Linked DNA regions of Homo sapiens: all the other regions are linked to region 3. A link is a contact called in ENCODE Hi-C or POLR2A ChIA-PET data. All regions are on one chromosome and are shown on one strand. The core of a region is the stretch at or near the end of the contact, and the rest is flanking DNA. Distances in the headings are between cores, read along the strand shown.

Region 1 (3,557 bases), core at 471-2,970, 110 kb before region 3:
TGAGACTCAAATGAGATAATTTTTGTGAGGGTGCTTTATGAAGCTGTATTTGATATTATAATTCTAAGTAATAACATGTTATTTTACTTGAATGCTTGTATACTTTGTTTTCTAAAGGCTATGTTATTTTGTTGTTGTTGTGACACTCGCTCGTTCCCCAGGCTGGAGTTCAGTGGCACAATGTCGGCTCACTACAGCTCCGCCTCCTGGGTTCAAGGGATTCTCGTGCCTCAGCCTCCCAAGTAGCTGGGATTTCAGACAGTTTCACTATGTTGGCCAGGCTGGACTTGAACTGGCCTCATGTGATCTGCCTGCCTCGGCCTCCCAAAGTGCTAGGACTACAGGTGTGAGCCACTGCGCCTGGCCTAGAGGCTATGTTTTGAGAGGCAGTAAAGTTAAACGACATTGCTTAAGGCCAAATTTTAAGCCTTTCTCTTACTAGAGATATATCCTAACCTCTTTAAGCCTTACCTTCCTCTTCTGTAAAATGAAAATGATAGTAATATCTATCTCATAGAGTGGTTTGAAGATTAAATCAGCTAATCGATGTAAAGTGCTTGCAGTAGTGCCCAGTACATTCAATAAATGTTACCTATCATCATCATCATTCTTAGATTAAAAAAGAGAACTCTTTTCCTAAATTAAAATCCATTATTTACCATTTATCTAGTGGCTGCCCTGCTGTGAAGTATCCAGGCAATTAATTTAATTTTCCTTAGTGGTGAATATATATGTAAATACAATGATACAGTTTTCTTGACTTAAGAAAACTCATTTGTGCTGTACTTATTTCAGAGAGTAGATATTCCTGATAAATTGTGTGCATACAGCATTTTTGTAAGTTTAATTATGTTTTGAGTGCGGCTAGGAAATTCAGAAAATAACTCGTGAAAATAAATCCATTGAATAATAAATGACCCTTTGAAATGTGATCACTCACTAATTTATTCATTCTTAAAATCAATTTTCCCAGTTTAAAAAAAAATCTGGCCACATTTGTACTCATTAATAATTTGTGAGAATTAATTATTTTAAAGGAATCACCAAAATGATCAAAGCATCAGCCTTGAGGGATTAGTTCAAACATGCTGGAGATAATGGATTTAATCAAGTAATTTTTTCAGGTAAAAGCCTAATGTAAGGTAACGTCTGACTAAGACAAACACTAGAGTTTTGAAAACACATGAATAACTAAAAGATCGTGTGATTTTTGTTGTGTACTGATAAATTTAGCAGGATCTAGGACAGTGTAATAGTTGAGATTAACTTGTAATATTCAGTTTAAAAATTTATGCTTTTTCTCTTTTCTGTGGAAGCCATGACTTATACCATTTGTGGTTCTAGTATGATTGCTTTCACATTTTCTGTATTAATAATTTGGTGACATGAACACATAAAAGTAATTAAATGATTGATGATGGCTGCATAATCCAATACTGATTTCAGCCAAAATGTTGCAGTTTTCACTTAACCACGAATCTGAGGCTCATGGTTTCTGTGACAACCCAAGGTCAGGTGACCTGGATATGTCCTGCCAAACCGTTCCTGTGGAATAAGTCAGCTGTTTGTAAACAGGTTGGCAAAGAATTCTCTCATAAGACTTCAAATTCGTAAACTATGAGGTAGCTGGGCCACAGGTCAAAGGTGAAAGGTAATAAGCCATTTTGGGCCTGTTCTTTTGTGAAGCCTTTGGCTGCCTTTCAGACCGAGGTCTTGGAAATAGTTCACACACAGGCCTTCTGCCAACAGACTACTGAGAGTTGGCTGAGGCAGGATTCTATTGCACAATCCCCTCCCTCTCTTTCTCTCTCTCTCTCTGTCTTGGTGTCTGAAAGTTATAAAAATGCAAGGAATTTTATAAAAACTAAGTGTACAAAAGAAGCAACAAAATAATATATATTTTAAGAAATTTAGAACTTTTTTTTTCCTAGGGACAGAAGTCCAAAATTTGAATTGTGATAAATTCTTGCAAAATTAGTTGCAAAGTATGTTTTATAAAACAGTAAGTATGTTAAAATAACGAAGAACATTAAAAATATTGGCAGAAAAACTTGGGACAATTGTAGGCTTTTTGAGGAGGCAATGTATCTCTGTTCCACCTAAGCCACCAGAGGTAGTCTTTAAACAGTCTAGTAAGATATTTTGATTAGTGAGCTTATCTATAAGTATATGTTATGATATTTAACTGTGTGTGTTGAAGAAAACACACACTTATGAAGAAAAAAGGTAGAGAGGTAGGCTTCCTTAAAATTTCTTGTCTTACTTTAGATTTATTGCTGCTGTTATTCTTGCTTAGAGTAGGAATTCATTCCAGGAATAGAAATAAATAAAGTGAATTTTAGGTTTACCTTCTCTGACATTAGAGCTTGGCTTGAAGAACTGTTTCAGTTCATTGGTTATTGTGTTAGTCTGCCTTACTAGTTTGTTTTCTCTTTCCTGTTTGTATGCTACTACGGAGTTATAACTTCGATCTTGGTCAGTTTTGATGTCTTTTCATTCCTGGATTGTAATACTTTGTTAATAAAGATGTGAGGCACTGGAAATTCTTAAAGTAGATGATAGAAAGTTGAGAGACAATGAAAAGATGGTAAAGGAACCATTCTCAAAAACAAAGTATGAGTCATTAGCCACTTTAACTGTAAATATACTTCTTTGAGATGGTATTGATCATTTACAAGGAAATCACCCAGTTCAACGGGAAAAGAAAAACATTTTATTAGGAAATTTAGTTTACTTCCTAGTGGAAACCAGACCATGCAGTTTGGATCATAACCAGTGAGACCTCGGCTTTCGTTATTTCATCTGTACTAATGAGGATACGCATAGGTGGGAAGGATGGGACTTTCCAATGTGCTTCATAAAGTCTGATTTCTTCCTTCGTTTTAGAACAGTCAAATACAATTTTTACTTGCAAACAGAATTTTCTGGGAATATCTTACTTCATAGGTGATCTTGTCTTTATCTACTTTCTTCAGTAAACTCTGGAAGAAAAAAACTTCCTGGAAGTTTGGGCAATCATTTGCCATTATTTTCCTTTCCTTGAATTTCTTGATATCATGAATACTGCTGTAGTATGGGACATTATGTATTTTGGTAAGCAGACTTCTCTTCTGTATTTGTTTTTTATTAAACAGAATGACAAGTTCCTTTTCCCTGATTTATTCACTTCCAGCCAGGATGTTGAAAAACAAAAAAATGGCAGCTCTTAAAATAATACATCTAAAAAGTTTGGGCAGATCTTCATTTGTTTTCCCCATGTAAAAGTTGTCAAAGACAAATTTGAAAAACATTTACTCCTTTTTTATTTTTTTTCAAAAAAAATTAAACTTAAGAAAAGTAACCTTAGACAAATCACTGAGTCTTTCTAAGCTGTTTTCTTATATAGTAAATGAAGGATATAACCCAGTCTTTAAAAGGTTTCTTCCAGCTCCAAACTATCATGGATTTGAGCAAATATTGTTTCTAGGACTGAAGAACTCTTTGTGCCTTGCTATCAAATTAGGCATGTCCGTCATTTTTCTCAGTGAATGAAATGTTAAAAAGCAAATCAAGACCTT
Region 2 (3,524 bases), core at 713-3,212, 88 kb before region 3:
TCACAGAGCTTATAAGAAATTTAAAACATTTTTAAAAAGGATATTTTGGTTTCATGAAATAACAATATTCTCCTTTTCTTCATTTCTTTCATAAGCAAAGCTTAAATATCAGCTTAAAGTTCTAAAAAATTAATTGGTTAGCCTTTTTGATTCCTAATTATACTCTTGTATAATATTAGATCTGTTTCCTCAAGTACAGATTCAGTGCATCAGCAAGAATTGCTCCAACTAAAATGCTTTTCTTAAGTGAAATAAAAGAGATATGTTAATAATACTTAAGTTCTTATTGATTGCTGAATGGCAAGTAATTTATAAATAATGTCAGCGCTTACATACTCTCAGTCTTTCTCCTAGATTTGCAGGGGAAACTGGCCAGACTTTCTGACAGCAGCTTTTACTTTATCACTCATAGAGCTCCCTGAATGAATTTCATGTTTAATGGGTGCTGGAGGTAAAAATCCTTTGGCAGGTTGGAAGCTGGAGGAAGAAAAATGTATGTCTTTGAGCTGTATGCTTTAATCATGAGGATAGTGTAGCTTATATTCATGTTTCCTTTTTCATTTGGATTTAGGTTTATCAAAGAGTAACAATTTATTGCATGTTTAGTAGTTGGAATGGAGTATGCAGCATTGGGTGTTACTAGAAATACCAATTGAAAAATTTTTTTCTCTTTTTCCTCTCAATTCTTGGACTTAAAACAAGTGTTCCTGTAAGTAGTCCTGTATTTAACATCCAGCAGTGTTATGCTGACTTTGAATATATAATAGAACATGAAAGGTAAGTTGTGTTTCAGACTGCATTGTAATTATATACTGAACTACACTGTAATCCTATCTATCAAATCCTGGTTTATGGTGTTCTCATGAGGGTCAACTATTGTAATTAGAATTAATGAAACATAAAATGCTTTTTCCTTTTTGGGTAGGGGGGATTCTGTTCCCTTGTACTTTACAAGCTTGAATCTTCCCATGTGCTAAAAATAGTACTTATGTTTAGTAAGAAAAATATTGCCTTATTAATGTTGGGAAGCTAATTAATTCCAGGAGACATTAAAGAATAATTTCATCTTTTATTTTAGATTCAGGGTTACATGTGCAAGTTTGTTACCTGGGTTTATTGCATGATGCTGAGGTTTGGGATGTGATTGATCCTGTCAACCGGGTAATGAGCATAGTACCCAGTAGTTAGCTTTTCAGCTTTTGCCCCCTGCCTTCTCTCTCCCCTCTGGTAGTCCTCAGTGTCTATTGTTGCTGTCTTTATGTCCATGAGTACCCATTGTTTAGCTCCCACTTATAAGTGAGAATATATAGTGTTTGTTTTTCTGTTCCTGCCTTAATTCACTTGGGATAATGACCTCCATGTTGTTACAAAGGATTTGATTTTCTTCTTTTTTATGACTGCATAGTATTCCATGGTATGTATATACCACATTTTCTTTATCCAATTCACTATTGGTAGGTAACTAGGTTGATTCCATGTCTTTGATATTGTGGATGGTGCTGCGATGAACATACAAGTACATGTGTCTTTTTGGTAGAACAGTTTATTTTCTTCTGGATATATACCCAGTAATGGGATTGCTAGGTTCAATGGTAATTCTGTTTTAAGATTTTTGAGAAGTCTCCAAACTGCTTTCCACAGTGGCTGAAGTAATTTACATTTTCTCTAACAGTGTATAAAAATTCCCTTTTCTCTGCAGCCTCACCAGCATCTGTTGTTTTTTTACTCTTCAATAATCGCCATTCTGACTTGTATGAGATGGCATCTCACTGTGGTTTTGATTTGCCTTTCTCTGATGATTAGTGATGTTGAGAATTTTTCATATGTTTGTTGGCTGCTTGTATGTCTACAGGAAACGTTTGTTAACTGTGTTAGTGAAAGTTCTCAAGAGAAACAGAACCAACAGGATATACAGTCATGTGTTGCTCAAAGATGGGGATATTTCCTGAAAAATGTGTCATTAGGTGACTTTGTCCTTGTGTGAACAGCATAGAGTATACTTACGCAAACCTACATGGTATAGCCTACTACACACCTAAGCTATATGGTTTAGCCTGTTGCTCCTAGACTACAAACCTGTACAGTGTACAAACAGCATGTTAATGTGCTTAGTACTGTAGACACTTGTAACACAATGGTAATTATTTGTGTATCAAAACATAGAAAAACTACGATAAAAATACAGCATAAAAGATAAAAAATGGTACACCTATATAGGGCACTTACTGTGAGTGGAGCTTGCAGGACTGGAAGTTGCTCTGGGTTAGTCAGTGAGTGAGTGGTGAGTGAATATGAAAACTTCGGACATTACTGTATAGTACTGTAGACTTTATAAGCACTGTACACTTAGGCTATACTAAATTTATAAAGAAATACTTTTCTTCCTTCAAAAATAAATTAACCTTTTTAATAAATACTTTAAATAAAGTTGATAAATTAACGTTTTTACTTTATAAACTTTTTAAAAACATTTTGACTCTTTTGTAATAACAGCTTAAAACACAGTAACACTTAGCTTAAAACATAAACACATTGTACAGCTGCACAAAAGTCATTCATTTCCTTATTCTATGAGCTTTTCCCCTATTTTTAATTTTTTTACTGTTAAAACTTTTTTATTAAAAACTAAGATACAAATACACATTAGCCTAGTCCTACCCATGGTTAGGATCATCAATATCGTTGTCTTCCATCCCACATCTTGTCCCACTGGGAGCTCTTCAAGGGCAATAACATGCATGGAGCTGTCATCTTCTATGATAATAATGCCTTCTTTTGGAATATCTCCTGAAGGACTTGCCTGAGGCTCCTGAAGGAGCACACTGTAAAATAACAATAAAAAGTCTAGTATTAGTTGATACATAAGCCAGTAACATAGTCATTTATTATCATTATCAAGTACTATGTACTATATATCAGTGGTCCCCAACCTTTTTGGCACCAGGGACCTAAACGTGGAAGACAATTATTCTGTGGACCAGGGATGATGGGGCATGGTTTTGAGATGAAACTGTTCCACCTCAGATAATCAGGCATTAGATTCTCATGAGGAGTGTGCAGTCTAGATCCCTCGCATGCATAGTTCACAATAGGGTTTGTGCTCCTGTAAGAATCTAATGCTACTGCTGATATGACAGGAGGTGGAGCTCAGGTGATAAAGCTTGCTTGCCAGCTGCTAACCTCCTGCTTTGCGGCCCAGTTCCTAACAGGTGACAGACTGGTACTGGTCCATGGCTTGGGATTTGGGGACCCCTGCTGTACATAATTGTATGTAGTACATTATGATGGCTACAGTGTCACTAGGCAATTGGAATTTTTCAGTTCCATATAATCTTTTGAGACCACAGTCATATATGAGATCCATCATTACCTAAATATTGTTAAGTAGCACCTGACTGTAAGGAACATTTATTCTGAGGAATTAGCAGAGAAGTCCTGTGATCTGCTCCTTGCAAGCTAGAGACCTAGGAAAGCTGGTGGTGTAACGTGATTCTGAATCTGAAGGACTGAGAACCAGGTGAGCT
Region 3 (3,778 bases), core at 1,090-3,589:
CCTTGTCAGCCATGAATTAACAATTATTGAGTACAAATCTGGGTGCTGAGAGTAGGGACAGGTGGACTAGGAAAATACAGAAAACAGAATCTTGGGTAACAGGAAGTTTACAATGTAGCTGGGGTGAAAGATCATGGGTAACAGTGGAGTTTCATTTACAGGGTTAGATGTCAACAAAAGTAGATTGGTTTAGTGCTCCCGAAGTGCAGAAGTGTTTCAGGGTTGTCACTGAGATGTGAGAACAGCCTCAGGAGGGACAACTGTAGGGACTTCTCATAGGAGTTCTTGCTTGGATTTTGGAAAATTAAACATTTTATTAAAACTTGGCTTTACTTTGAAACAGGATATAAGTGTGTCTAAAACTCATTTTATTTTGATTTCAATGGCAATATTTCCTTTAGAAGCGATATAAAGTTTATAATTGTGTGTTTTGTAGTGTTCTTTAAATTTTTTTCACTTAAAAAAATTGTATCCTTAGGTAAGGAGGAAATTTGTTTACTACCATTACAGTTGCCCCTTTTAAATGAAGGACAAGGGCAAGAGATTATACATGAAAAAGATCAGAGTAACATTTAAATAACTGTTTCTTCCTTAACTAACTCTTCAGTAGTCTTGTCTAGGTATACTTATAAATGGTGATTCCATATCGATGCCCAGAAAAATTATGCAAGTCCCAAAGTCCTAAATTATGCAGTTCCCAAGTCCTGTACTACCAGAAATGGTCATTATATGCCTTGGCGGGAGGGGGGGAACTTTTATTACTTGGTTGGATCTCTAAAAACTGATGTAACTTTCATCACTAGCCACAAGCCCAGCTCTCAGTAAAACTGCGAAGTTGTTTATCTGCCACTCTTTACTTTCCCACTCTTCTTCCTTTTACCTTTTTCCCACTCTTCTCAGATGGCAATAAAAAGGGCTTGTGGTTACCCCCTGCCAGGGGCATTTGCTTTTTAAACAGGAGACTTTGTGATTTGATATGAGTGTTGGGTGTATGGCAGGTACTGTGCTAGCTGCTTTACATGTGTTACTGCAACACAGATAATTGTATGGATGAAAAAAGTAGTGCAGAGATATGCACAAAATGAATTGTCAGTATCACACAGGTAGTTAGGTTTTGAGTCCTAGTAGTATTTTTGACTCCAGAGCCTATGTTGTTTGTATTACATCAAAACATGTTCAGACCTTGAATAAATTATGCTAGAAGTTCAGGCTTTGTGCCAGTCCCACAGGAAAAAATGCTTTTGGCAAGGAGCATTGCCCTGCCTGGTGCCCTTCAAATGAGATGAGGTGGGCCGGGCATGGTGGCTGATGCCTGTAATTCCAGCACTTTGGGAGGTCAAGGTGGAAGGGTCACTTGAGATCAGGAGTTTGAGACCAGCCTGGCCAACATGGTGAAACCCCATGTCTACTAAAAATACAAAAATTAGCTGGGCATGGTGGTTTGTGCCTGTAATCCCAGCTACTCAGGAGGCTGAGGCACAAGAATACCTTGAACCTGGGAGACAGAGGTTGCAGTGAGCCAAGATGGCACCACTGCACTCCAGCCTGGGTGACAGAGTGACAGAGTGAGACTCTATCTTAAAAAAAAAAAAAATTAGGTGAGATGGATCTAATTAGTTCTGCTAACTCATGAGGCCAGTTTTGTATTTGTACCTTAAATCTTTTTTAATGTAGGCATATCCCAGGGAGACTTTAATCTTTGTTTTAAATTTAATTTAATTTATTGAACGTTTATTGAATGCCTGTTCTTTGCCAGACATTGTGCTAGATGCTGGTGGTACAAAGACAGTCTATTTAAGGAGAGAGACTTTATAAGACATTATAAATAACTATAATACAATTCACTGAATGATATAATAGAGGCAATGCAAGGGATCATGGGAACGTATGAGGGAATAATTAATTATGCCTTGAGGGAAGGTGTCAGGGAATGCTATATTTGATCAGAGCCTTGAAGGACAAGCAATAAGAATTTCCCAGAAGGACAGGAGGAAGTTGAGAGTTCGTTTTAAGTGATGGGAACAGCATGAGCATGTGTGTGAATATGCCTGGCATATTTGATGGATGGTAAGAGTTGGTTGATTGTAAAAACAGTCACCAATTTCCCTTTCCTGCTTCTAACTCCTGGCAAAGTGACATTGCAGATCCATCCATTAAGAGGTGGAGTCTCTCTTTCTCTACTGAATCTAGGTTGATCATATGACTTGCTTTGACCAGTGGATATTAGCAAACAGTGCAGAGACTCATGCACTGGGGCTTCTGCACTTGGAACCCTGTGACTGTATTGTCAATGAGCCCAGGTTATTGTGCTGCAGGATGAGTGGTCACCCAGAAAAGAACCGAGGCTCTTGCCAGCAGTCATCGAACTGCTAAACATGCGAGTGAGATCATCTACTACCAGCTGATCCACCATTTGATCACAAACACATGGGAGTGTCCAGGGGAAATCATTTGTCAGCCCAGATTTCCCCTGATCTCTCTGGGGTGTCAGCTCGGACGGAACTAACTGCCCAGCCCATTCACAGACGTATGAACTAAATAAAATGTTGTTTTAGCTAGTAAATTTAGGGTGTTTTGTTTTTCAGCAAAGCTGATACACAGAATTTATATGTAGCGTACAGGAAATGTAGGAGAGGGAGAAGCTAAAAATGGAGAGAATGTTAAGGAGTTTAAGATATCTGATACCATATTAAGGAGTTTAGACCTACTTTCTAGTACCAAGCTTCCCAACATCATTGATTCATGTACTGCTTTTATCTTTTTTAAAACATCTCACACTACCTGAATAGATTAATTTTTCTTTAAATTGCCCGAGTTTTATACTGAAATTTATTTTTAAAGCAAACTTTTAACTTGACACCCAGTTTGATGTGTTAATTCTGTTTTTTGAAACCTATTAAAATATGAATATTTAAGAAGTTGGTCTGTTTGCTATCAGAAATCATCTTGTATATTATGAGGAATGCATTCAAGGATTTCCTGCTTTAATCAGTAGGAATCAGAAGCATGTGGAGAATAGTCTGAAGTGCAGAGGCTGGTGGTAGGGAGGATTGAGGAGGCTAATGCAGAGGTCCAAGTGGGATATAGTAAATGGTAGGTAGATACACTTGAAATGTGTTCTTGAGGAAGAAGAGAAAGGACCTGGTGACAGATTTGATCTATGTGGGGTGAGAATGGGAAGTGTGAAGGAGAAGAAGGAGTATAAATATGGCTAGTTACCTTGATCATATAGTAAATACTAATACTATTAAGAAAAAGGAGAGAAAAATATAAATTATATAATTTATGATTTAATTTGATATAAATTATAAAATTATATATATTAGAAAATATAATATAATGTACTTGTAGAGTTTGTGATGGTAGGTCATTTGAAAACAGGTGTGCTAGGCATTTGGACGTGGGTCTGGGCTTTATTATTTTTGAAGTCATCAGTGTGTAGTTGGCATGTAGTTGAAGTCATGAGAGTAGATGATATCATCTAGAGAAAGTATTTGGTACAGAGATCTTCAGCTTTTGTTTTTTTCATCCCCAGACTCTTAAGAGAAATAACTTACTCCAGCTAGCAATAGTGAGGGGTTCACATATGTAATGATTCTCAAATGGGAGTGGAGGGGATCTGTGCAGTGTGAAAAATATGTCCCCCAGGTGATTTTGCTATACTGCTCCTCAATCCTTGTGGGTTTAATGAAATGAGGACCATGGAAGAGGAATTAGTAAAGACAGAGTAGTCTGAGAGGCAGACCTTCCTAAGAGACGATAATTTTACAGAAGTGAA

The links. Hi-C counts contacts between places; a loop is a spot of excess contacts on that map. ChIA-PET counts read pairs that join two places held with the same protein, here RNA polymerase II (POLR2A). Pooled maps may share reads with other maps.
Region 1: a loop to region 3 is called in a map of head of caudate nucleus, with 2.3 times the contacts of the local background. The contact joins two enhancer-like sites. A Hi-C loop is called at or near these places in 1 of 168 maps with a recorded cell type or tissue (head of caudate nucleus) and 1 of 50 pooled maps. POLR2A ChIA-PET finds 5 or more read pairs at or near these places in 2 of 52 experiments (activated T-cell and naive thymus-derived CD4-positive, alpha-beta T cell).
Region 2: a map of posterior cingulate gyrus shows a loop between it and region 3 (2.2-fold over the local background). The contact joins two enhancer-like sites. A Hi-C loop is called at or near these places in 2 of 168 maps with a recorded cell type or tissue (head of caudate nucleus and posterior cingulate gyrus). POLR2A ChIA-PET finds 5 or more read pairs at or near these places in 2 of 52 experiments (activated T-cell and naive thymus-derived CD4-positive, alpha-beta T cell).

The regions. Positions count from the first base shown.
Region 1 is chr5:93,530,659-93,534,215 of GRCh38, reverse strand. The region is part of intron 4 of NR2F1-AS1 (NR2F1 regulatory antisense RNA 1); the gene reads left to right. Among named protein-coding and RNA genes, the nearest start is that of NR2F1-AS1, 49 kb to the left of the region's middle. Within about 2 kb of position 1,720, at least 10 of the 41 ENCODE cell types and tissues checked have a DNase peak (open chromatin) inside an H3K27ac peak, as active enhancers do.
Region 2 is chr5:93,511,354-93,514,877 of GRCh38, reverse strand. The region is part of intron 4 of NR2F1-AS1 (NR2F1 regulatory antisense RNA 1); the gene reads left to right. Among named protein-coding and RNA genes, the nearest start is that of NR2F1-AS1, 68 kb to the left of the region's middle. Within about 2 kb of position 1,962, at least 2 of the 41 ENCODE cell types and tissues checked have a DNase peak (open chromatin) inside an H3K27ac peak, as active enhancers do.
Region 3 is chr5:93,423,860-93,427,637 of GRCh38, reverse strand. The region is part of intron 7 of NR2F1-AS1 (NR2F1 regulatory antisense RNA 1); the gene reads left to right. Among named protein-coding and RNA genes, the nearest start is that of NR2F1-AS1, 160 kb to the left of the region's middle. Within about 2 kb of position 2,339, at least 2 of the 41 ENCODE cell types and tissues checked have a DNase peak (open chromatin) inside an H3K27ac peak, as active enhancers do.